Regions from separate parts of the Homo sapiens genome. Here region 1 is linked to region 2. Evidence: chromatin loops called from intact Hi-C (ENCODE). Cell type or tissue: ovary. All regions are shown on one strand. Each heading gives the region's core, and the rest is flanking DNA. Links, peaks and the distances in the headings are about the cores only.

Region 1 (11,502 bases), core at 1,427-9,426, 65 kb after region 2:
CAGAGAGGCAGAGAGAGCTTGGCATTTACTCCAAAGCCCACATCTCCCCAGTTGCCAACCAGCAGAGATGTGGCATGTTGATTTCATTTATTCACTTTTCTTCTTCCCCTCTGAGAATGCTGTAGTTACTTCACTTTTTTTGTTAAAAAAAAAATAAAAGAAAAGTGAAGTCAGGCTGCCTTGTTCACATGCTCAGAGAGCCCCCTGAAGGGCAGCCTGCACCTGCCAGCTTGCCTGGGTGGCAAGCTGAGAATGATCGGGAGCTGCCAGAGGGATGATGTCTCACAGCACCATTTCTATCTGATTGTTCCATCTGTACCCCCAATCTAAGGAACTGAGGCAGCCACAGCCACTGGTCTTTTCATCTCTTGCCTCTCCTCCACCCCGATGCCAGTGCCAGGCCCAGCTTCCTAGGGCACCGGTTAATCATGGGCCCCACTGCTTGGGACCCTGCAGGATGCAGCCCAGGCTTTTCATATGCCATGCAAGGCTTCACAGGGTAGCTCACTTTGACCTCTAAGCACCTTCTCTTGCTTCAGTCAGGCCTGTCCCCTCCCTGCCTCCCGAAGGTACCACACTCACGCCTTTCTAGGGTGGCCACCCACTTCAGAGAGCCCTTCTGCAAGGGACAGCTCGGTGCCCATCCTGCCACGGTCTGTGCTCTGTGCATCAGTCTGCTTTGGGCTTCTCTAGCTGCAGTCGTGAGTGGGGGTAGAAGGTGGGTCGCTTCAGCTAGATCTGAGCTCCTTGAGGCCCACGCCTTGTCTTACTCAGCTCAGCTTTGTGTCTTCCGTGGGTCCTTGTTCCGCGTCCTCTTATCTTGAACAAACCAGCACCAATGGATGGTGTGCTCATGGTGAGAGAGGGAGGAGGAGGGACGTGTTCCTAGAGCTGCCTTCCTGAGGCTGCTCTACCACCTTCCCCCTAAGATAGGACTAGATTACGCTGCGTCTCCCCACACCAGCTTCCTTCTTCCAGCCTGTGTCAGGTAACTCAAGGCCATCTGGGTGATGACTCGCCTTTCTTATTAGCAGTCCAGGAGCACTGCCCCTTCCTCAGGGTCCTTTCATCTAATGACATCACATCAGGACATGATATTTCAGGTTCCCCGTTGTGCTTTAAGAGTCTGTTAGCCTGGAAGATTCTTAAGGGCAGAAACTTGTAGAGTCTAAGAGAGTGTGGTGCATGGGCTGTGAAATCAGTTTTCTTTTCTGTAAAATGGGGATAATAGGGTGTACCTATCTTGTAGGGTTGTTATGAAGATTGAGTGAGTTACTTTGTGGGAAGCTGGGTCCCTGGGGTAAATAAAGACTTATACGTTAAAGTTGCTTTTATGATTCTGATGACTAAGCTGAGTGCCCTGATGGGACTTCACTACAGCTTTGCTCAGGGACTGACAGGTGTGACTTCAGTGCCCTTTGACAAGTGTGACCAGAGGAGGCAGAACTGTTGCATTGCAGCCTCCACTTCCTCTCCTACCTGCCTGTTGTTTCCCCTACCTGCTGGGGACCATCCCAACCCCAAGGCCCTCAGACTTCTGAGGAAATGGTTAGTGGCACAAATTCATTTATAATCAGAAATGAAGATGGAAAGATCCAGGGACAATGAGGCAACTATTCTGCCTGGACAAAGTGTGAGCTGGGCAGAAGAGATGAAAAAGGGTTAGGAAGTGGAGGGGGCCACCCTGCGAGGGCCCTCCGTGACACCAGGCCCCCATCTGAGACTGGTAGGATCAGCCCCTCCAATTTGTTCAGTCTCATGTCCTCAGACTCTCCTCACATCCACCAACTGACTTTATGCTTGTAACACCTCTAGGGGGTAGGCTCTTTTAATCCCCATGTTAAAGAAGAGGAAACGGGAGCTCAGAAAAGCAAACTGCCTTGCCCTTGATCACACAGCTAAAAAGAGCTCAAAGTGAAAAACAGGTCTCTTGACTCTTGGTCCAGCTGGTAAATGATCTATCCCTGCATCAAAGAAGTAATGTTGTGAGAATGAAGCGGCAGCCGTGGGCCCCTCAGGAGCGGCCAGGTGAGGCTGCAGAGGACAAAAGGCATTAGCCATGCCAGTCAGGCAGCCCTGATGCTACATCAGGAGGCGACTAGACATCTGCCCCTTCATCTCCAGACAGCATCGGTGGGACTGCTATGCCGAACCCAGAGAGAGTAGCTGCTGGTGGCTGTAATACACACTAGGTTTTATTCTTGGGCTCCCCATCTGAGTTGGGAAGGGGCTCAGGATGGTAAAACCACTGCAGTTTCCTTTAAAGTAGGGGAGCTGCACTCAGAATGGGAGAGCTCCACTCAGAATGGGAGAGCTCTCACCTCTAGGAGGCGGGCCTGCCAGGGAGCCAGTGAGGCTGCAGGTTCACCAGCACAAGTCACCACCAGCACAGGTCACCACCAGCACAGGTCACACCAGCACAGGTCACCACCAGCACAGGTCACCACCAGCACAGGCCACCACCAGCACAGGTCACCAGCACAGGCCACCACCAGCACAGGTCACCATCAGCACAGGCCACCACCAGCACAGGTCACCACCAGCACAGGCCACCACCAGCACAGGTCACCAGCACAGGCCACCACCAGCACAGGTCACCACCAGCACAGGTCACACCAGCACAGGTCACCACCAGCACAGGTCACCACCAGCACAGGCCACCACCAGCACAGGTCACCAGCACAGGCCACCACCAGCACAGGTCACCATCAGCACAGGCCACCACCAGCACAGGTCACCACCAGCACAGGCCACCACCAGCACAGGTCACCAGCACAGGCCACCACCAGCACAGGTCACCACCAGCACAGCTCACCACCAGCACAGGCCACCACCAGCACAGGCCACCACCAGCACAGGTCACCACCAGCACAGGCCACCACCAGCACAGCTCACCACCAGCACAGGCCACCACCAGCACAGGTCACCACCAGCACAGGTCACCACCAGCACAGGTCACCACCAGCACAGCTCACCACCAGCACAGGCCACCACCAGCACAGCTCACCACCAGCACAGGCCACCACCAGCACCATCAGCACAGGCCACCACCAGCACAGCTCACCGTACCAGCACAGGCCACCACCAGCACAGGCCACCACCAGCACAGGTCACCACCAGCACAGGTCACACCAGCACAGCTCACCACCAGCACAGGTCACACCAGCACAGGCCACCACCAGCACAGGCCACCACCAGCACAGGTCACCAGCACAGGCCACCACCAGCACAGGTCACACCAGCACAGGCCACCACCAGCACAGGCCACCACCAGCACAGGTCACCACCAGCACAGGCCACCACCAGCACAGGTCACACCAGCACAGGTCACCACCAGCACAGGCCACCACCAGCACAGCTCACCACCAGCACAGCTCACCACCAGCACAGGCCACCACCAGCACAGGTCACCACCAGCACAGGCCACCACCAGCACAGCTCACCACCAGCACAGGCCACCACCAGCACAGCTCACCACCAGCACAGGCCACCACCAGCACAGGCCACCACCAGCACAGGTCACACCAGCACAGCTCACCACCAGCACAGGTCACACCAGCACAGGTCACCACCAGCACAGGCCACCACCAGCACAGGTCACCATCAGCACAGGTCACTACCACAGCTCTGTGATGAGGGTCTGGAAGTCCCTCTGGCTGGAATTCATGTCCCCCTCCCACCATGGCCATGCCTGTTGTGGTAGCTCTGTGTCTGCCCATTTGTGCTGCCTTGGTGATTAATGCCCTCCTGTCTTCCTAACTGGATTGTGGCTCCCTGAAGGGCAGGGAGCCCCACTTCTCATATCTGTTTCTTCGAGGGCCTGGCCCAGGGTTTAGCACACAGTTCTAGGTGTGACATGAATACCTGCTGGGATCCAGGGAGGACTTTTCACACCCACCGCCCCAGGTAGGACATGAATTCTTCCATCCAGCCATCCCTATTGAGCACCTCCCAGAGGCCAAGCCCTGTGGTAGGGGATGGGGTTACAGAACCTGGTAAAATGTGGCTCTTGCCCTCGGGTGCTCTCAGTACTCTCTTCCTGAGCGACTGGAAGGGTAGCAGAAAAGAGAGGTGGGCTCCCCACCCGCAAGTCTTCTAATCCTCATCATTTGCAAAGTGTGGTGTCCCGGTCGGCAATGCAGACTTCTGCACTAGCCCAAGGGAGGCTGCCCAGTTGCAGTGCTTTACGGTAGGATGTTCCCAAGCCCCGAGCAAAAGCTCGTTTCTCTGACCTCACGGGAGAGCACCCAGACAGTGGCCAAGGGCACCCCTACATCACTCTTGGCACAGGCGGGGTGAGGAAAGGCAAGGTAGGACCCCGCTTCGTCCACCTGTCCCTGTCAGCCTGCCTGGGGTTCCAGCCGCCGCAGCGTCCCAACCGAGAACGCGGGGCAAGGGTTCGCGCAGCTGCAGGAGCCTGGCGGAGCGCCTTGTGTGCGCGCCCGTGCGTGCGCGCCGAGGGGGCGGGGAGGGCGGCGCGCACCCCGCAGAGGCCCCCGGCGCTTTCCGATACCTCGCGCCTCCCTGCGGTCCCTTCTCCCTGTGCGCCCTAGCCAGACCCACGTGTGCAAAGGCATGGAGGGGGGCGTGTGTGTGAGAGTGTGTGTAGGTCTATCCGGGAGACCGCGTGCCCTGGCCGGACAGGCCCCCAAGTGCATAGGGGGCGGCGGCCAGCTCGACAGCGGCCGCGCTTCTGTCCCCCTCCAGTCCTTCTCCCCAGACCTTTCCTCTGGCTTGCTTGGGCCGTGGGTACCTCCAGCCATCCCCCTCCTTTCGCCGCCCCCTTGCTCGGGTAAAAGAGACCAGCGCTTTCCGTTGAAGGTTCTGGTTCACCCCTCAGCTGCAGAGCCCTTGACATTTAGCGAGTGCTCGCGGCGCACTTGTTTAGGCACACAGCAGAACGCTAATCCCATTAAAGATAGTGTGTCATTGGGGAGGGGGTGGCTCCCCAGCGGGGCCGGGAAGGCCTCGCGCCCATTGGTCGAATGCAAAGCAGGGGGCGGGGCCGAGGGCCCGGGGAGGGGGCTCCAGGCGATTTCAGAGTCGCGAGTCGGGGCCGGGATTTCGCAGGGAAAGCCCAGCGGTTGCAGCTGCGGCGGATCCCTCGGCACTGTCCGCCGCGCGCCGGGGCAGCCCAGGGCCGGCGGCAGCTCCGCAAAGTCGCGGAACGAGAGGAGGCGGAGCGCCGGCCAAGTGGTGGGGCTCAGCGCTGGGGCTGGGCTGGGCTGGGAGAGGTGTGCCCAGGGAGCCTGGATCCCGGTGCCCTTCTCCCTCGTGTGGAGCGGCCAGTGCGGCCAGAGGCGAGCTGACGGCCTGGAAAGAGAAATCAAATTGCAGCCTCCCCAAAGACGCTGAGTTACGCGGGCGAGCCGGTTCCCGGGGATCGTTCGCGAGCGCGCAGAGAGCCGCGCCGCGCCGCAGAGCCCTCCCGGGGCCGCCGGCCAGAAGCGGGGCGCCGTCCGACAGGCAGCAGCCCCTGGGCGCGGGGTTCGGCCGCGAGTGAGCCCCTGTGCAGAGAGGGGGCGTGCAAGGCTCCGCCGGCCCCCCCGCAGCCCGCGCCCGACTTGGGCGCCCCCTCCGTCCCATTCTGGGAGCGATGCCCCCCGCTCCTCGCACCCCCCGGGAACGCCGCGAGCATGGAGAAGTCGAGTAGCGAGGATTCTTCGATCCATCGGAGTCCATCTTTGGACAGCAAGGACTCGGACTTTGCCAAGCCGTCCACCTCCGGCCGCCCGTTCGGCCGCGGCTTCACGGCCGGCGCCTTCTACGGCACCGCGGGCTCCCGGGGCCAGAGCCGCGCCGAGGCCGGCGTTAAGACCGACAAGTGCAATGCACCCAAAGGCAGCAAGTACGTGGTGTTTTACCTGGACCTGTCCTTTGTGTTCCTCCTAGAATTTAAGAAGTGCAACATGGCCAGGGGCTGCCTCTGCTGCTTGAAGTACATGATGTTCCTCTTCAATTTGATATTCTGGGTAAGTCCTTCCGTTTCTCTCTCCCTTCGCCCTCTTCTCCTCCTCTTGGCTTACCATAGCGTGAATACCCTCTCCCTCTTCTGTGCTGCATTGCTCTGCTCTCTGCACAGTGGTAAGTGTGCTTTTAAAAAAAAATTGCCCCCGCCCCCCTTTCATGCACCTTTGTCTTTCCTTTCTCCCTCTCTTTGGTGGCTGAATGGGGGCTCCAGCTTGCCTGTCTTCAGGAGAGACTTGCTCTACTCCTAGGAGGCTGGCAAAGTTTGGCACCACCTCCTTCCCCTATAAGAAAACCCAGGCTGGAAGTGCCTCCGACTGGGCAGCCTGCAGTAATGGCTGTGGGCTCAGAATTTGTAACAGCTGTGAGCCTGAGTTGGAGATAGGCACAAGTGAGGATGTATTTCTGAGTTTCTTCTTGTATTCCTCCTGAATGCACAAGAATACAATCTGCAGCATTTTATGGGAGTGGGTTGGAGGGGGGCGGGGTGTAGAGGCCACATGTTCCCACTCCTTTCGGTGAATCCTAGGAAAAAGAGGAGGAGCCCCTGGCTCAAGCCGATGGACCTGCTTGCTAGTCCTCAGATATGCTCCCGAGTTGGGGCCTGGGTGGGAAAGGAGGGGTGTGGGGGCATGCTGCCATCGGGTGGCTGGCTGCTGCTTTTGAGGGATTGCAGTGGACCGGGCAGGGAGCTGGCTGGCCACGTGCTTCCAGGTTCTGGGAGCCCCAGTGGCCGGAAGGGACAAAGGGAGACAAGCAGGGTGCCCCTGTCCTTGGTGAGAGGCACTTTTGTAGAGAAGGTATGAATGGGTAGGGCAGCTGGGAATTGCTCTCTGTCCTCTGTGTGACTCTGGAGGCTGTGCGCACATATGTGCACGTGCATAAGAAATACTGGTTAGGAACATTTGAAAACTTCTTAAATTCATCTCGAATCGTTCCTTCATCCCAATTGCCGTCTCTGCCTTTCTTCACCCAAGCCCCGACGTAGCACAGATGTTTGGCTCAGTCCCAGAGTCTGTCCTGCCCTCTGGAGGCTGTCAGCTGCCCACTGCCCGTGGTCCAGGAGGAGCACTGGGGGCAGGAGAAAGTCATTCAGAGTGAAGTTGGGAAGAAGCAGTTGTGCCGAAGAGGCATTCAGCTTTTGTGTGGAGTGATCCACATTAGCCGAAACACTTTTTAGGGTGGGGGTGTGTGTGGAGGGGTGACTTTTCCCATAGAATGACAAGCGCAGGAAGAAGACTGGGCTCTAGTCTTGGTTCTGCATTAGCTTCTTGTGTGACCTTGGGCAAATCACTTGGTCCCTGAAGGACTGGGCTTCCTTTCCAGTCCAATAGGGGCTGTCGTGATGGTCTCCCTGCTTGTCCTCACGTCACTAGTTACATGCCATCTGGGGTGGGGGCAGGCATCCTCATCTTCTCTCTTGGGGAGAGAAGCCCCCCTCCCTGCCTGGGGTGTGGGCTGCTTTTCCAAGGAGACTGGTTTGAAGTGACTTGAGTTGGATTCCCCTAGTTGTCACCATGGGTTGGGCCCTCCAGCCACCCTAGTAGGAAGTTACCTGTCATGTGCCTAGAGTTTTATGGAAGCTGGGGCAGATAGTCTCATTCTTTTTCTGGTGGCAAGCACCACTGGAATGTCTCTGGCTGCCTTGTGGGCCAGTGCCTCCTGGTCCTGTGACCCATCTGCCAGCATCTGTCAGCCAAGTACTGGTGTGTGCTTCCCTGGTGCCTTTGGATTCACACGAATGCTGTCCTTTTCATTGTTCACAGCTTCCTTCTCCATTCTTTTTTGTAGTCTCAACTTACCTTTTTGTTTTGTCCCACCCTGCCTATATTAAGCCTTATTAGGAAGACAGACCCTGGGGCTTGTAACCCCACTCAGCTGCGCTCACTCCTCCCCACCCCCACCCTGCCACCTGCTGGCCGGAGTTGGTATAACTGCCTGCGGTGCCTTTCTTCTCCAGGATGAGCCCAACGTGGTTTGGTGACCTCCTCACTGGCTAGTACAGTGATCTGTACCCTGCACGTTGTAGGCCCTCATTATATGTTTGTGAATGAATGCATGGAGGGCCAGAGCTGTAAATCCACAACATGTTGTCATGTGGTAGTGGTTCCTGAGTTCCACTTGATGGGGAAGAGAAGTTAGATCTCACACTTGCCTCTGATAAAGGCTCTCCGAGCGCCATAGCTATGGGATGACAAGCAATTCTTCCCATCTTCCCTTAAAACCTTGGCAGAGGTTAATGAGCTAGTTGGTGGAATATATTTTCGTTACGGTTGATAGCGAGAGAACTTGCTGTCGCTTCCTAATTAGAAGGTACTGATTACATTCTCTTTACCAGGCAAGGAGTTGTTCTCTCCTGGATTCTGACTTTTCTGATTACTTAATATTTCCAGAATTCCCATGACATGCTGTAAGCAGGGAAAAATTGAATCTCCAAGACCCACTTCTTGTATGCTAGTAGCAAATGAGATGATTAAATAAGACATAGACCTTAGGTAAGATGGGGAATTTAGCAGAAGACAAGTTCATGCTTGTGTGTAAGAGTGTTTGCCACTGTGTTTATCGGGAGGTGGAGGAGCAGGTGCAGGAGGGTGTTGGCCAGGATGTGGGGGCTGTGGGTCACTGTGCTCCACTCAAATGAAGGCTTCCTGCAGGCTGGTGCTTGGCCTGATACTGGGGAAGGAGCAGAGGAAAGAGCAGAATGGGAAGGGAAAACATCAAAGGCAGGTGGGGTGTTGATGAGTCAGGGTCCCTGGGAGGCCTCTGTTGCTGTCTTGTGCAGGGGGGCAGGGGGAGCATGCAGGCTGGGTCAAGCCCAGCCCTCTGGGACCGGGTGCAATTGTTAGGAATTTTGTAGCCTTAACTTGTTGTAGTCTTGTGGCTCAGATCCAAAAAGGAGGCTTTTCTGAAGGATTAGAGTTGAACCTGAGGGCTGCGATCAATAGATAGAACTCTTCCCATAGATCCCGGAGCCTACCAGGTATTTCTCCAAACTCACCGCTGCCGCCACACCACCCCGCCCCGTGCCTCTGAGCGCTTGGGAGGATTCCCATGTGGAAGAGAGGTGCAGCTGTCGTACACTGCAACCCTTCAGAGGCGTGCATAGGTTCCTCACCACTGGGCGGAGCTTCTAGGGTACTAGTATTGGTGAGGGCTGGGTGACATCACTGGGGGTAGGTTGGCAGGTGGAGCCACACAGCCCATGGTCCTCCTCCTTACTAAGAAAAGGGCAGGTGCCTCACAGGCTGCTGGGTGCCTGCCTGCCTGTGGGGGTCCAGGTCTGCTCCTGACACTGCGACTTCAACCAGACAGTTCTAGCCATGTTGGCAGCCCAGTGCACTGTGGGAATCTGGGGCCTCCAGGAGGGCAGCAAGGTGAGGGTAGAGGAGAGGGAGTCAGTGGTCACTCCTGACTGAGTCCCATCTCCTCTTTGTCTTCTGCATCCCCTGCCCCGACTCTCAGGGCTAAAGACAATGCTGGCTTCTAGGTGGATAGGGAATAGGAGATTTGAATTGGGACAAAAGTTTCCCCATACTGAGGATCCTGTTCTCCAGTAAGCACACTCACCCTAAGGGATTTCTCCTAGCAGTGAAAACCATCTGGGCATTTTCCTCAGTCAGCCCCATCTCTGGGTCCTCCTGGGGCCATCTGGTAGAATACTGGTAGTAGAGATTAAATGATTCTAAGCCCCTCCCAGGGGGCAAAGGAGACTCGGAGCTTCAAACTGTGAGTAGAGAAGAGCGTATAGGGGTGGGCTGGAAAAGGGACCTCTGAATGCTGGGGTCATGTGTACCCTTCCTGGGGCAGCAAGTCCTGATCCCGCCCAGCTCTTCCCAGCCCAAATCAAGTTCCTGTCTGATGTGGAGGGGTGGGGGCGGGGCTGGGGCTGCTGGCGTAATTGCTACTTAGGATAATGGTCATTTTTCATGCTTGCCAGCAGAGCTGTCCCATCACTTTAAATTATGGCTGGCAGAGCAGTGACATTCTGGCCCATTGGAAAGCCTATTCCTTGTGGATCGCTCCCTTAATGAAGGCTAATTAGCTGAGGAGGCCGTGTTCAGCCAGCCTGCTGGAACAGGGAAAAGGTTGGCGCAGGGTGGCCCCGGGCAGAGTGCTGATGGGGCCCTGATTAAACTCCCTTAAGTGAGGTCAGGGCCCTCGCAGACGCTGGCTGCCTTTGGGTGCAGGCAGCATGGTCGGGCTCTCCAGCTGCATTGGTGGCACGTGCTTAGTACTGGCTCGGCCATGTCACGAGTGCCTCTGTGGGCTCGGGCTGAGGTCTGTGCATGGTCAGTGTTGGGTGGCCTAGAGTGTCATAAGGAGTCTATGGGGTGCCTTCTGTCTGAAAACAGGAGTAGTGAGTGGGCTCAAGGGTCCCAGCAGGGAGCTTGGGTTCAGACCTGGCCTCACCTGGCATCTCCAGGCAGAGGAGACACAGGGTAACCTGGGCAGCAAGAGGCACTTAGGCCCCCCCCCCCCAGAGTGCTCAGGTGTGAGGGGTTCAGGCTGTCTTCCTAGGGGGCTGCAACAAGTAGATCTTAAGGGTGGGTCAGGCTGGCCTCTGCTGGGGGAAGGGGGACAGGTGCGGGGCCTGGCAGATACCCCAAGACTCCTGGAATGTGGCCGTGAGGGAATGCCAGGTCTGTGTTCACTTCCTCTCCACAGCATTAAAAATTAAACTTCCTTGTCTTAATGTCTATTTTTAAATCTTGTCAGAGCAAGCATTGGTGTCAATCAGGAGGGGGTGGGGAGGAGGCGGGTAGAGAAGAGAAAGTCCCAGTTGAAAAAGGGTAAGCAGCTCGCTCTAGCCTGAGGAAGGGGCCGCTGGGCCCTCCACCCTGGCCTGTGAAGAGCACAGAAAACACCCTCCGGCCTGCTCCTATCTCCATGTGCCTGGCTGCCCTTGGCTGAACTTGGTGGCAGACTCTGTGGCCAGAGGCCTCCTGTGGCTTATCAGGGTGCTGGGGTCCCAGTTGGGTCCATTCACTCATGCCACAGCTATTTACTGAATGCCCACTCTGTGCACAGGATCCTCCAGTTGGTGAGAATGGGCTGACTGGGCTCGCAGAGGGCGGATCAGTTTTCTCGTGCCAGGAAGTCGTGGAATCGGGAGGTCATCTGGCTCGTCCTGCGCTGAGCATTTGAACACAGGGCTGTCAAGGGAGAGGTGAGAGCATTCTAGGGTGAGGCAGCAGCAGGCCTGCACCCAGAGCCCTGGTGGCCTGACTTGTCCTTTCCTCCCCTCTACACCCACACAGCCACTTTCTGACTCTCCTGCTCTGAAATGTTTATTCCTGTCAGTAAGAGAGGCAAGAAAAACAGCCTTCCTTTTGTTTTGTTTTGTTTTTTTTTTTCCTTAGTTTGAAAAAAAGAATCAGCGAATCCTGTGGCCTTTCTGTTTCTTCCACTGAAAAGGCTGGCAGATGCTCTGTGGCTAGTTGAGCACCTGCCGTAAGCCGGGACTTTGAGCTGCTCAGAGTTGCATGGAGAAGTCAGACACATAAGCAGATCATTACAGTTCTGAGTGGTAGCTGC
Region 2 (11,502 bases), core at 2,002-10,001:
AGCTTCCTTTCAGCATTTGCCTTTTTCATCTTCATAATTCCCTTGCTGGGCAGCTCAAGGGTAGGATGAACGGTTCCTGCCGTGTGGAGTGGCGTCCCTGGGGCCAGCTGTCCCTCGGGGAAGCAGTGACGGGAGCCTGGCAGAGGTAGAACCCTGTTTATTGTTCATCCCTGACCAACCCCTCCATGCCCTCTGTGCATTCAGATATCAGGTGTACTTGGAGGTGCCCAGGCCCCTGGGTCTTCTTTGATCCCTCCCTGCATCCTCTTTCTTGCGTGGATCACCGATGTGTGGGACAAACTTGGCAACTTGGGAAGGTCTCTGGGCGGCTGTACCGCCTCTTTGGCCCTCTCCAGGATAGTGCTGTTGGGGTGGCCAGAGGGTCGCTTCCCTTCTACTTCCGCTTCCCCCGGTGGCCAGCCCTGCCCCACCAGCCTGGGAAACCTGATTCCTCCTGCCCTCAGTGCCAGCGCACTGGCAGGATCTGGCTGGGCATTTGGCAGCCGCTTGAAGCAGCCTGCGGTTTCGCCCTAAAGCTGATCGAGCTGGTGAAAACGGAAGTTCCCCATTTTTCCCCCTCTATTTAACAACATTTCCCCAAATGTTTACTTGATCCTCTCATGTTTTCTTGTTCGCGTCAGCTACTAGCTTTCCGCTTGCTGGCCACAGCAAGGCAGGGAGAGGTTTGCTGCTGCTTGGGGCTGATTTTCTGCTCTGGAAAGGCATCTCCAGGTGTGACGGACAGCAGAGGGTGGGAGCTGGGCAGATGGTGTCTGGAGGCAACACCCCAAAGTCAGGTGACTGCATCCAGGTGATAGGGCTTCTCGGGACTGGCCTGGGGCAGGGTGGCAGAGTGGGCCCTTCCTAACTGCGTGACCTCGGGCAAGCTCCTGAACCTCTTTCGGCTTCTGCTGCCTCACCAGTGAGATGGGGATAATAATAGTACCGGCCCACAGAGATGTGCAGAGTCAGTGAGATAACCTACACAAAACGCTTAGCAGAGTGTCTGGCACACACGGCCGTGCTCTAAAAATGTGAGTTACTTCTATTTTTACCGGCAAACTTTATTTTTGCTGTTTTCCAGCCTTCTGTTTCTTTGCACATTTTCTTTTTTTGTGGCGACCTTGATTCCTTTAGGATCCCAGTGCTCTTGGATCACTCCCTTCTTGCTTCTAGCAAAGCCCACTCTCGGGAAGGGGTCTTACGTTGTAGCCGCATCGGATTTCAAGGGCAGAACCTTCAAGGTCGTTGGGGCCAGTGCCCGTGTGGTATTTGTTTTTGCTGAGCGGCTCTTTGCTGTGCTGCATCTCCTCGCCTCCTTTGACGGGGTACACACGCTCTACCTGCTGAGACAGTCTCCTCCATCTTTGTCATTTTCTCCACTTTTGGGGAAAAAAAAAAAGAAACCGGATGTTTATGGAGCCCTTTACGTGCCAGGAGCTGCTGGGCACAGTCATCTCATTTCATTGTCCCAGCCGGCCTTCGAGGTTGGTGGTGTTAATTGCAGTTTTTACCCAGGCACCGCGTGGTTGAGTAAATAGCCAGAGGTCACATGCAAGCAAGCGACAGTGGGACTTGGTTGAGCCTGGACATGCCGAAGCTGCGGCCCACGTTCTCTGCGCTGATGGTGGCGTACAGCAGCAGCCAGTTGCACAGGTGCTCCCATTAGGATCTCAGCCCCTGCACTTACTGGATGCCTGTGGGCCAGTTACCTACCTTCTCCAGCCTCATTTTCTTCACCCGAAACTGGGGGCAGTCCCATCTACCTCCTAGGGCTGTTGTGGGTATGAAGTGAGAAAATCCTCTAATGCTGATGAAAGCTTCTGGCCTGACCGTGGCAGGTGTGCAGGGAATGCTGGCTGTGATGTGTGCTGTGATGCTGGAGCTTGGCTTCCGGGAGGTTCCATACTCTGGGAACTTGCAGGACAGGTCCTGTCCTTGGACCCTCGTCGGATAGGCCCTCAGGTGTTTGTTACCAGGTATTGTGTCCTTCCCAAAGTCCTCGCAATTTTTTAAAAACATTTTTTTTCTTGTGGTAAAATACATACAAAATATATCATTATAACCATTTTAAAGTGTGTAATTCGATGGCATTTACTACGTTCACCGTGTTTGTAAAACCATCACCACTACTTGCTTCCATGGCTTCTTCATCACCCTGACTATGAATCCTGCACCCCTTACCTGTGACCCCCCAGGCCTCTCACCACTGGCAACCACTGATCTGCTTTCTATCTGTGGATTTGCCTCTCCTGGACATTTCGTGTAAATAGAATCATACAGTATGTGGCCTTCTGTGTCTGGCTTCCTGCACTTAGCGTATTTTCAAGGCTCACGCATGCTGTAGTGTGCATCAGTACTTCATTCTTTGTAAGGCTGAATACTACTCCATTATACCTATGTGCAATATTTTGTTTTTCTGTTCTTCTGTTGATGGACATTTGGGTTGTTTCCACCTTTGGGCTGTTGTAAATAGAGCTGCTATGAACATTCATGCACAAGCTTTTGTTTGGACACCTGTTTGCAATTCTTTTGAGCATATACCTAGGAGAAGAATTGCTGGATCATATGGTAATTCTATGTTTTAACATTTTGAGGAACAGCCAAACTGTTTTCCACAGCGGCTGTACCACTTTACATCCCTGCCGGCAACGCATGAGGGTTCCAATTTCTCCACATCCTTGCCAACACTTGTTATTTTCCTTTTTAAAAAAATTATGGCCATCCTAGATGTGAAGTGGTATCTTACTGTGCTTTGATTTGCATTCCCTGATGGACCATGACATGGAGCATTCTCCTTCAGTTCCCGCATTCCTGTTTTCTCCTGACCCGGTTTGAGTCTCTCCCACTGTTCTGTTCATGCTTCTCAACATGTGGCCCCATTTGTCTAGATCCTGTTTAAAACACCAGGCCCCAGGGCAGGCCTCCAGCTAGGTTGGGCGAAGCCTGGCGTGGACGACTCCCACTTCCCTGGTTCCAGATATTTGACTTTTTCCTATTCAGTCTCCTCTGAAAGGCGCCACCCCTCCCCAGCCCATGAAGCTTCCCAGGCTCAGGTTCTCCCATCCCTAGTGGACCGGTGGCTCTCAGCCTCATCGTCCCCACCGCCCGCCTGTCAGGTAGGTCAGGGTGAGGACAGGCGCCACCCTGAGGCCGCCACAGAGCTCCTCCCCGTCACCTTTGGGGCCATTAGGAAGCGGTCAGGTCCTGCCTCCTCCAGATTGTCTCGAGAGGCGTTGTAAGAGCCTCACTCCCCAACACCAGCAAGCTTGCTCCCTTGGAGTATGACTTGAAGGCACCATTTTATGTCTTTTGGGTGGGTTTACGGTTTCAGGCCTATTTCTAACTGGAATCAAAGACTGTCCCTCGGTGAAGGAATTTCAGGCACGAATGAGCAGATGCGTGAGGTATTTTGGGGGCAGAGAGTTTGTCCCTGTGCTCCAGAAACCACTCCACCATCTGCCTCCGTGCACAGGCCCCACCCATCCCGGAAAAAGAGGGGTCCTCTCCTCCCACTTCAGGGCTCTGTCCCGGGAGGCCTGGTCTGTCTCACCAGGCACTTCCTACAAGTACACAGTTTGGTCATCTGCCAGCAGTCTGTCTGTCTAAAGTGTTTATTTACTTTAAAATAAGACTCAATTATTATATAATTTTTTTTTGCTGTAAAAAATAAAATAACATAAAAGTATCAGTAAAATGTGAGGCCCCATTCCTATGCCCCTCTCCCAGCCCCAGGGACCCTCCCAGGGGAAATCACAGGAGAGCCTTGGTATGTATTCAGAATCCTTCCAGGCCTTTCATTCCAATGCAGTCATCTTCCCCCCACCCTCATCTAAGGGCAGCTCCAAAACAGACAACACCAGCAGGCTGAGTGTACCAAAGAAAACAAGGTCAGTGCCCTAAAATGATGCTGCTTGAAGTTGGATGAGCAGGTGGTTTTTTTCTCCCCAGGTGGCTCTGCTCAACTCTGGTGTGCAAACTTGAATAAGGGGTGACTGGGGAAGGAAACCAGAGTGCAGAGGGTGGAGGTTTCCAAAGAAACAGGTCCTGTGAAAATGGATGGATGACGGGGAGGAGAGGAAATTGGCATTAGCATCACCTCTTGATCACCCACCATGGCACGGGGTAATGGCCAGACAGCCACCCAGGCGCAGTTTCTAGCTTGACACTGGCTTTGCATCTTTTGGTGAAGGTAAGTTATTGAACCCCCCTGGGTCTCAGTTTCTTTGATTATAAACAGGGTCAGCGCTTAGGGCTGTTGTGAGGGACTGATTCTTGGAACAGCCCCTTAGAAGGTGTGTAATGTAAGGGTTGCCGTCCCGATCTTGCAGGGTGTCAGGCTCCAGGCTGGTGCTTTGCTTCCTGTGTCAGCTCAGCATGGATGCTTGGCCTTCCTCGTCAGCCTTTCCCGCCGTGGACTGTGGCTAAAGCAGAGCTCAGTAGGTCGCATTGCTAAAAACAGGCACCCCACTCCCAGGATTTGGGTGTTTAGTGTGTTTTTACTGTGTGAATGAATGGGTGATGGGTTGAGACTTTCTCCTCTCCGAAGATGAGAGTATTGTGGGAACAGTTACACAATTAAAGGTCACTGGCACTTTAGCAGGAATTAGTGTCATAGAGATTTTGACCTGAAAGGGACCCGAGATGATCATTCATTGTATAAATGGGGAACTTTGAAGGTTCAAGGAGGGAAGAAACTTGCCAGTCATGTCATACAGCCAGTTAGGGGATGGTCAAGGCTGGAGCCCAGCTCCCCTCATTCTGTCTGTCCTGCCTCATATCTGCAAGGGTCTGCTTGCCTCCGCTCGGGGCTGCTGCTTTGGGGTGGAAGGTCGCTTGGGTCAGAGGGCCTTGGGTCACAGGCAGATGGGCCCTCTGGAGGGATGGAGGGAAGTTTGGGGACAGTGGCATGGCCGATGGCTGTTTGGGGCGCCCAACTTCTGAGACAGAAGGCGGGAAGCATTTGGGGCCCTGGGATCCAGTTTGGTCAGGCCTGGAGAGCCAGCTGCTCTGCTGGTGAATGTGACTGTGAGCTGAGAGCAGGGGCTAGCTCTGCTGGGGAAGGTGGACGTATAGTCAGGCGATCACAGTCCAGGGTGGATGAGGGTGATGGCGTGCAGCGTGGAAGAGGCAGTGACGTTTGTACAGGCACATCATCCATGTATAGAAGGGAGGAAGAAGAACAATGTGGGGAAAAGCATGGCAAACGCAGGGGCTGGCTAGCTGTGGAGGACATGGGGGAGTAGGGGAGAGACCACTCGGAGGTGCCTGCAGTCAGGGCTGGCATCTTGTTTGCCTGTTCCTTCTCAGTGCCTAGGCACTGCATTGCTTTAGAGTTGGGGCAACACTATTAATTGATTGATTGACAGGGTTTTGCTCTGTCACCCAAGCTAGAGTGCAGTGTCACGATCGGAGCTCACTGCAGCCTCGAACCTCCTGTGCTCAAGCAATCCTCCCACCTTGGCCTCCTGAGTAGCTGGTACCACTGATGCACTCCACCACACCTGGCTAAATTTTAAATTTGATTTGTAAAGATGGGGTCTCACTGTGTTGCTCAGGCTGGTCTGGAACTCCTGGCATCAAGTGATCCTCCTGTCTTGGCCTCCCAAAGTGCTGGGATTACAGGAGCGAGCCACTGTGCCCGGCCACCACGTTTTTATTTGTTACAGGGGTGTATGAGGCACACTCCTTCCTTAATCCCTGGGAGGATAGGCAGCAGGCTTTTGGTGTTCTGTGGGTTTTTGACACGTTTTCTCCTTCTTACACCCTCTGCTTCCTGCTAGGTTCTGCCTCAGCCAGCTCATCATTCAGCCCTGGTCCAGGCCTGCAGGGTTGAGGGGCTGTGGCCCTGAGGCTTGCTTGGTGGCCTTCTGGCTTGTTGCTGTTCTTACTGATGTTGACCACTAGATGGCAGCAGGAAACCTATCAATTTCTCCCCCAGGTCCATCGTATTCAAGTCAAGCCCTTTGGTCTGGGTGGATCAGCCATCGCCCCTTGATGGCATGGGGACTCAAATTCCACATCTCACTGATTCCAGGATGGGTCTGAGGAAAGGCTGGGATGAAGCCGAGGCAGCCCTCTCAGACGTACCCTGTGTCCAACTCTCCTGTGACATTCTTGAGAAGCGGCTGTCTCAGCTCAGGTAGTCCCAGGGTTGGGAGATACCCTTTTAGTAGAGTTCCCACCATTGGGAAAATCTTTGCCACGTGTGCTGGCTGGGTTTTCAGTGTCTTAAAGGGTCCAGAAGCCGAGACCCAGTGTCCCCGAGGAAAGTCCTGTTGCTCCCCGAGGAGTCCCCAGCTTGGTAGCCTGTGCAGTTACTGAGGGCACTGTGGTGGTGGGACACAGTGCTCCTGGCCTGGGAGGGACAACAGCGTAAGAGCAAGGGCATGCTGCACATCAGCAGTGACGTGCAGTGACAGCAAACATGTAGGAAGCACTTCGTGAGCCAGGGATGCCCTGACTCCTTTGCTTACATTTATTGGTTTCCTCCTCTTTGAGGGGCAGCCCTGAATCCCTCCTAATCAGGTGCAGCTGAGCGGGGCCTTGAATGCAGGCAGGCTGGCTCCAGAGTCCCGGGATAAGTCACGCACCACTCATCGTGGGCATTCTTAAGCCTTTGCGTGGGGCTCGACAGTTTGTGTTACAGTTCACGTGGCTCTTCCTCAAATGCCTTGTCTCATTGATCTCCCCCACAGCCCCTGTGTCAGGTACTGGGGGATCCTCTTTTTTGCAGATGAGGAAATTGAGGCTCAGAGAAGTGAAGGATGCCTCCAGCATTGCAAAGACAGGACACCAAACCCTGTCATTAGATTCTGAGTCGGGGTGGCTCTCCTTTTGTCGTGAAGCGGGTTTGCATGAGTAGGGTTGGAAGGAGGGAGAGGAGCCCTCAGATGCCTGAGGTCAGGGCAACTGTCAGAAAATCTATTCTGTTCCCAAACCCTCTGTAAGAGGAACACATGTTCAGGTGCCCGTGGGAAGCTGAAGCTCCTGCCCAGCCAGTAAGTAAACAGGAGCTGGAGGGAGAGAGTGTGCGAGAATGAGGAGGTGGTGACCGCAGCCATCCGCTCCCGCCATAGTGTACCCCTCAGCTGGAGGCAGGGGTGGGGGGCACATTGGCTGGGGACCCCTCTAAGGCAGGGCTGGAGAAACAGCCCCCACTGTGCACTGTGGAGCCGCCAGGTGGTCCCAGCTGCCAGAACCCCTGCCCCGTCCAGTCCTGCTGTGAAGGCTTCGGGTGTGGAAGGGCATTGTGTGCTTGTGGTGGGATCTGAATCCCAGTTGGCCTGTGGAGCTACCACTGCTACTCTGGGATCAACTGAGGCAGGGGACTGCGGCCGGGACCCTCTTTCCAATTGGACCTTCTCAGGGGCAGGACCTTCCAAACTAAGGGGCAGCAGTGGATGGCTCCTGGGCTCCTTGTCGTCTCCTCTCTGGGATGGGTGTTCTTGAGGCCTTGGGCTTCCGCCCCCATCCCACCCTCTCTGGGGTGTGGACACAGGGCCCACTTGGGCATGTCAGCTTCCCTGGAGCTCCCGCAGCTGGGCCCTGCCCACGTTTCCCCGGGCCACGCTCTCCTGGCTGCCCCAGGCCTCACCACTCTCTCACTGGAACACATAAGTGCCTGCCCCTGGAGCCCAGGCCACTGTCCTGACTCCTCGCCCTTCCCAGAGCCCCGCCTCCTGCTGCCTGCCTCCCATGTGGCTTCACATCCTGCGGGTTTTTCCAGCTGACACAGCCCTTGTAGATACATACTCTGCTCTGGGCACCCCACATCCATGCCAGGCCCAGATTTGGGCCCCAAGGGAGTGCTACCCCCTGGGTTGCAGTTCAAAGGCTTCTGCTTTCCAGCCAGATGGAGGAGGGCTCTATCCCAGGCTCCAACATCCTGCTTGGCTCATCTCCCCCACCCCCTGCTCCAGCTGCGTCCTCCCTGTTGTGCTCCTGGCAGTAGGTTTGCTGAGAGGGAAGGGGGATTCCTTTCCTCTTGGCCTCTCCTCTCTCTGTTACATCAGCCTACAGCCCAGTACCCCTGGGCTCTGCCAAGGGAGGGCTTTTTCTTTTTTTCTAGGGGAAATAATTCCACCTCTTGTCACACGGATTTCTGCATGCAGCTCTTCAGGGGCTTGACTTCCTTCCCTCGTCCTATCCCAGGCCCCTTGAAGCTCAAGAGAGGGGCAGCTTTGTTTCCTTAAACAGGGGCTGCTGCTGGCTTTGAGCCTCCGAGGAAGGTCGTGTGAGGAGTCGGGTGTCTGGGTCCCGCTGTCCCCCTCACTGGCTGTGTGACCCCAGGACCATCCTTGCCTTCTCTGGGCCTCAGCACTCCCTTCAGGAGCCTAGGACTGCATTTGTCGTCCATGGGTGGTGAGGGGGCAGTGCCCAGCGGTGCCCGTTCTGGAATGGAGGGCTCTGCCCGTGGGTTTGGTAGTGTGATTTTTCCACCCCTGGGCTGGCCCCTCTGCCTGGGGCGGGTGTAGCTGGCACACCTGTTAGGAATGAGGCATCTCCTTAGTGCCAGGGAGACGAGAGCCCTGGGGCTGGCTGGGAAGTGCAGGGCCCAGCTGAGAAGGAGAGCGAGCTCAGTCTCCTCACTGCGGGTCATTCACCACCTCCCGGAGTCGGTTAGAGGAGGGGGCTAGTCCAGGGTGAATTGGTGGGATGGGAAGAGGCCCCAGTGCCCAGCTCTGCCCAGTCCTGTCTCCTCGCTGGGCTCTCTCCTCCCGTTTCTTTTTTTCTTTTTTTTGAGACAGGGCCTCGTGCTGTCACCCAGGCAGGAGTGCAGTGGGGTAGTCATGTGCAGCCTTCACCTCCTGGGCTCAAGTGATCCTCCCTCCTCAGACTCCCAAGTATTTGGTGTCTGGGACTATAGGCACGTGCCACCATATCCGCCATACAAAAAAAAAAAAAGGACTTTTTTTTCCTTTTTTTGTATTTTTGTAGAGATGGGGTTTCGTCATGTTGGCCAGGCTTGTCCCAAAGTCGTGGGCTCAAGTGATTCGCCCACCTTAGCCTCCCAAAGTGAGCCATCGCATCCGGGCTACCCTGTTTCTTCTTTGTTTTGCCCCATCTACCTCCTTCCCTTTGCTTGGCTTTCTTTCCCTGCACTTATCTGACTGCTGGCCGAAGGTTCCAAGCCCTGTGGGCAGGGTGGGTCCTGGACCCTGTTCTCCGCCCCTCAGCCCGTGCTCTGTTCTTCTCCAGGCAGGCGGAAAGCTGTACCCTGCTTCCCAGCTCAGAGCCCAGGGCTACAGGCTGTGGACGCCCTGAGGAGGGTTTCTCTGGGCCTGCTCCCCCACCCTCCCTACACGCTGTGCCCCAGCCCCTCCCCAGAACCCACATCTGGCCCAAGTGCTCAGTTTTCTGGGCTGTAAATTGCCTCCCGCTGCCCCTTGGCATCCTCTCAGGTTTCAGCTTCATGGCTGTTTTGCTTTTGGTGGGGGGCGGTGTCCAGGGAAGGCTCAACTTGTTTCCTCTCTTCCTCTGTCTGAGACCATGGAGAGAAATCCTTGGCAGGGTTGTTCTCGATCCTTCCGTCCAAGTGTTGGTGAGCTGTGGTTTTCAGCAGGTGGCTGAGTAGGAACCAGTTCTAATTAGATTTCCCCCTTTTCTGTTCACACCTCCCCCTCCCCCTCCTCCCCTCACCCTGCCAGTGGCCAGCCTTCCCCAAGTGTCCCCTGCCGTGCAGTGGAGGGGCTTGCAGTCGGCCAGCCTGGGGATGGTGGGATTCGCTTCAGGCTGCGCTGCCCTCTGCTCCTTCTTGACCTGGCCCTTGGCCTAATGCTCAGCCTCAAGGGTCCCCTCAACTCCCTGCATCCCCTCAGATAACTTTTCCTTTTTTTCTTTTTTTTGAGACAGGGTCTTGCTCTGTCACCCAGGCTGGGGTGCAGTGGTGTGACTCCCAGGCTCAAGTCGTTCTCCCACCTCAGCCTCCCGAGTAGCTGGGACCACAGGTGTGAGCCACTATGCCCAGCTCATTTTTTTGTATTTTTGGTAGAGATAGGGTTTCACCATGCTGCCCAGGCTGGTCTCAAACTCCTGAGCTCAGGTGATCCACCTCCCTCGGCCTCCCCTAGTGTTAGGATTACAGGCAGGAGCCACCGTGCCTGGCCTCAGATAGCTTTTATGTTCCTTCACAGCAGGTGACTCTCTAGCCCCTGCAGCTGACCGTCAGGGGCTCAGGCCGTTGCACCCACGTGGCCTCCCCAGGAGCATGGCAACCATCAGCTCCAGCTGGTCCCTGGGCAGATCCACTCTCCCCGCTGCAGAATTTGCTTTGCACTATCGCCTTAGCTCATCCACACACCTGGGGAAGCCTGCTTGCTTAGGCCTAGGAAGGGTATCTCAGGGCAGCCACCAGGACAGTCGGGTGCAAGTAATCATCAGATTACTACCCAGAGTGTGGCCCGTGGACCTGGGCTATCTGTAAGGAATTAAGTCCTGGAGTGGAAAGCGTGCATTTAGTAATGCTGTAGCGGTTGACCTGGCCCTGACATTTTATGTTGTTTAGTGTTTCCCAGGGGTAGCTCCAGGGGAGTCTCGGAATTTGGTGGTTGGTACCAAGGAAACTTGTAGGGATTTTTAGTCGACACTGAAGGACTTCTCTCATCGAACAAGATACGGGCCAGTTTGGGTGTTGTTGAAATCTGGAGGAGAGTCATGTGTGGTGCGAAACAGGTCACAGTAGGATCATGCACTGGCCCGGGATGGACGGGAAATAGAAAGCCTGGCACTGGCCACGGATCAGCTGAGAAGTGCTGCCCTCTGCATCCCAGGCCTGCAGAGGAGTCCCTGCAGGGAAGTTCAGAGGGTTTCTTAGGAGCAGCTGAAGGGATTTTTAGATTTGGTATGGGGTGGTGAGGAGGCGTTTGGGGTTCGATGATGAATGCCCAAGGAAAGTTCAGGATTTCTTGGGGGAATTGGAATGAGGAAGATTTGTAGTTTGGTGTGGGAAGTCAAAGGGTAGTTTGGAGTTTGAGGTAGGAGGACTCAGGGATGTTTGGGGTGTGGGGGCCCACAGGGAAGGCTCAGGGAGGGCACAGAATGCTGTGAGGTTCCTGGGAAAGCCCAGGGGAAGAGTGGGTTCAGGAGTGTGGACCAGGGGAGGTTTGGAGGTGACAGTGGGAGGCTGAGGAGAGATTTGGGGTTTTACTTGCCAGGTGGAAGGGCGTTTGGATGTGTCTAGATTAAGGACCAAGGGTGTTTTGGGTTATTGGAGAAGGCTGAAGGGAAGGCTGGGTGGGGAAGGGCTGTGGGAAGTGTTGGGGTTCATAGTAGGGGAGGGAGGGGGAATTTTTGGGTTCCATGCATGGGGCCAGAGGGGAGCCGTGAGATTCAGTTGACGAGGACCACGGGGCTTTGAGGTCCTCGCCAAAGGAGAGGTTTGAGTTTTGCCTTTCCCAGGGTTAGCTCAGCTTCCACAGTCTCTGTCGGCTCTCAAATACCCCGTGTCAGGAGGAAGTCTAAAGGAATCTTAACCTGTCCCCTTCAGACCTGCTCCTTGGT

Evidence for each region. Hi-C counts contacts between places; a loop is a spot of excess contacts. Peaks named below come from ENCODE experiments on the same cell type or tissue, not always from the same donor. Only the 100,000 strongest peaks of a DNase experiment are listed, where the experiment ranks them.
Region 1: it touches region 2 in a loop (2.4-fold over the local background); 83 of 110 quality-filtered maps call a loop at or near these places.

What each region holds. Positions count from the first base shown.
Region 1 is chr12:3,195,285-3,206,786 of GRCh38, forward strand. TSPAN9 (tetraspanin 9) reads left to right here. Exons shown (of 9, transcript NM_006675.5): 3 at 5,893-5,972. The coding sequence starts at 5,910. Among named protein-coding and RNA genes, the nearest start is that of TSPAN9-IT1, 51 kb to the left of the region's middle. RefSeq lists enhancers at 2,348-2,886, 2,887-3,424. In ovary, for the core only: CTCF peaks have their summits at 4,508 and 7,888 (motif pointing left); DNase peaks (open chromatin) are centred at 4,601 and 7,877; H3K4me3 peaks cover 1,924 bases; H3K27ac peaks cover 601 bases.
Region 2 is chr12:3,129,739-3,141,240 of GRCh38, forward strand. The region is part of intron 2 of TSPAN9 (tetraspanin 9); the gene reads left to right. Among named protein-coding and RNA genes, the nearest start is that of TSPAN9-IT1, 14 kb to the right of the region's middle. RefSeq lists enhancers at 3,365-3,659, 5,919-6,420, 6,421-6,920, 6,982-7,832. In ovary, for the core only: a CTCF peak has its summit at 5,901 (motif pointing right); a DNase peak (open chromatin) is centred at 7,683; H3K27ac peaks cover 544 bases.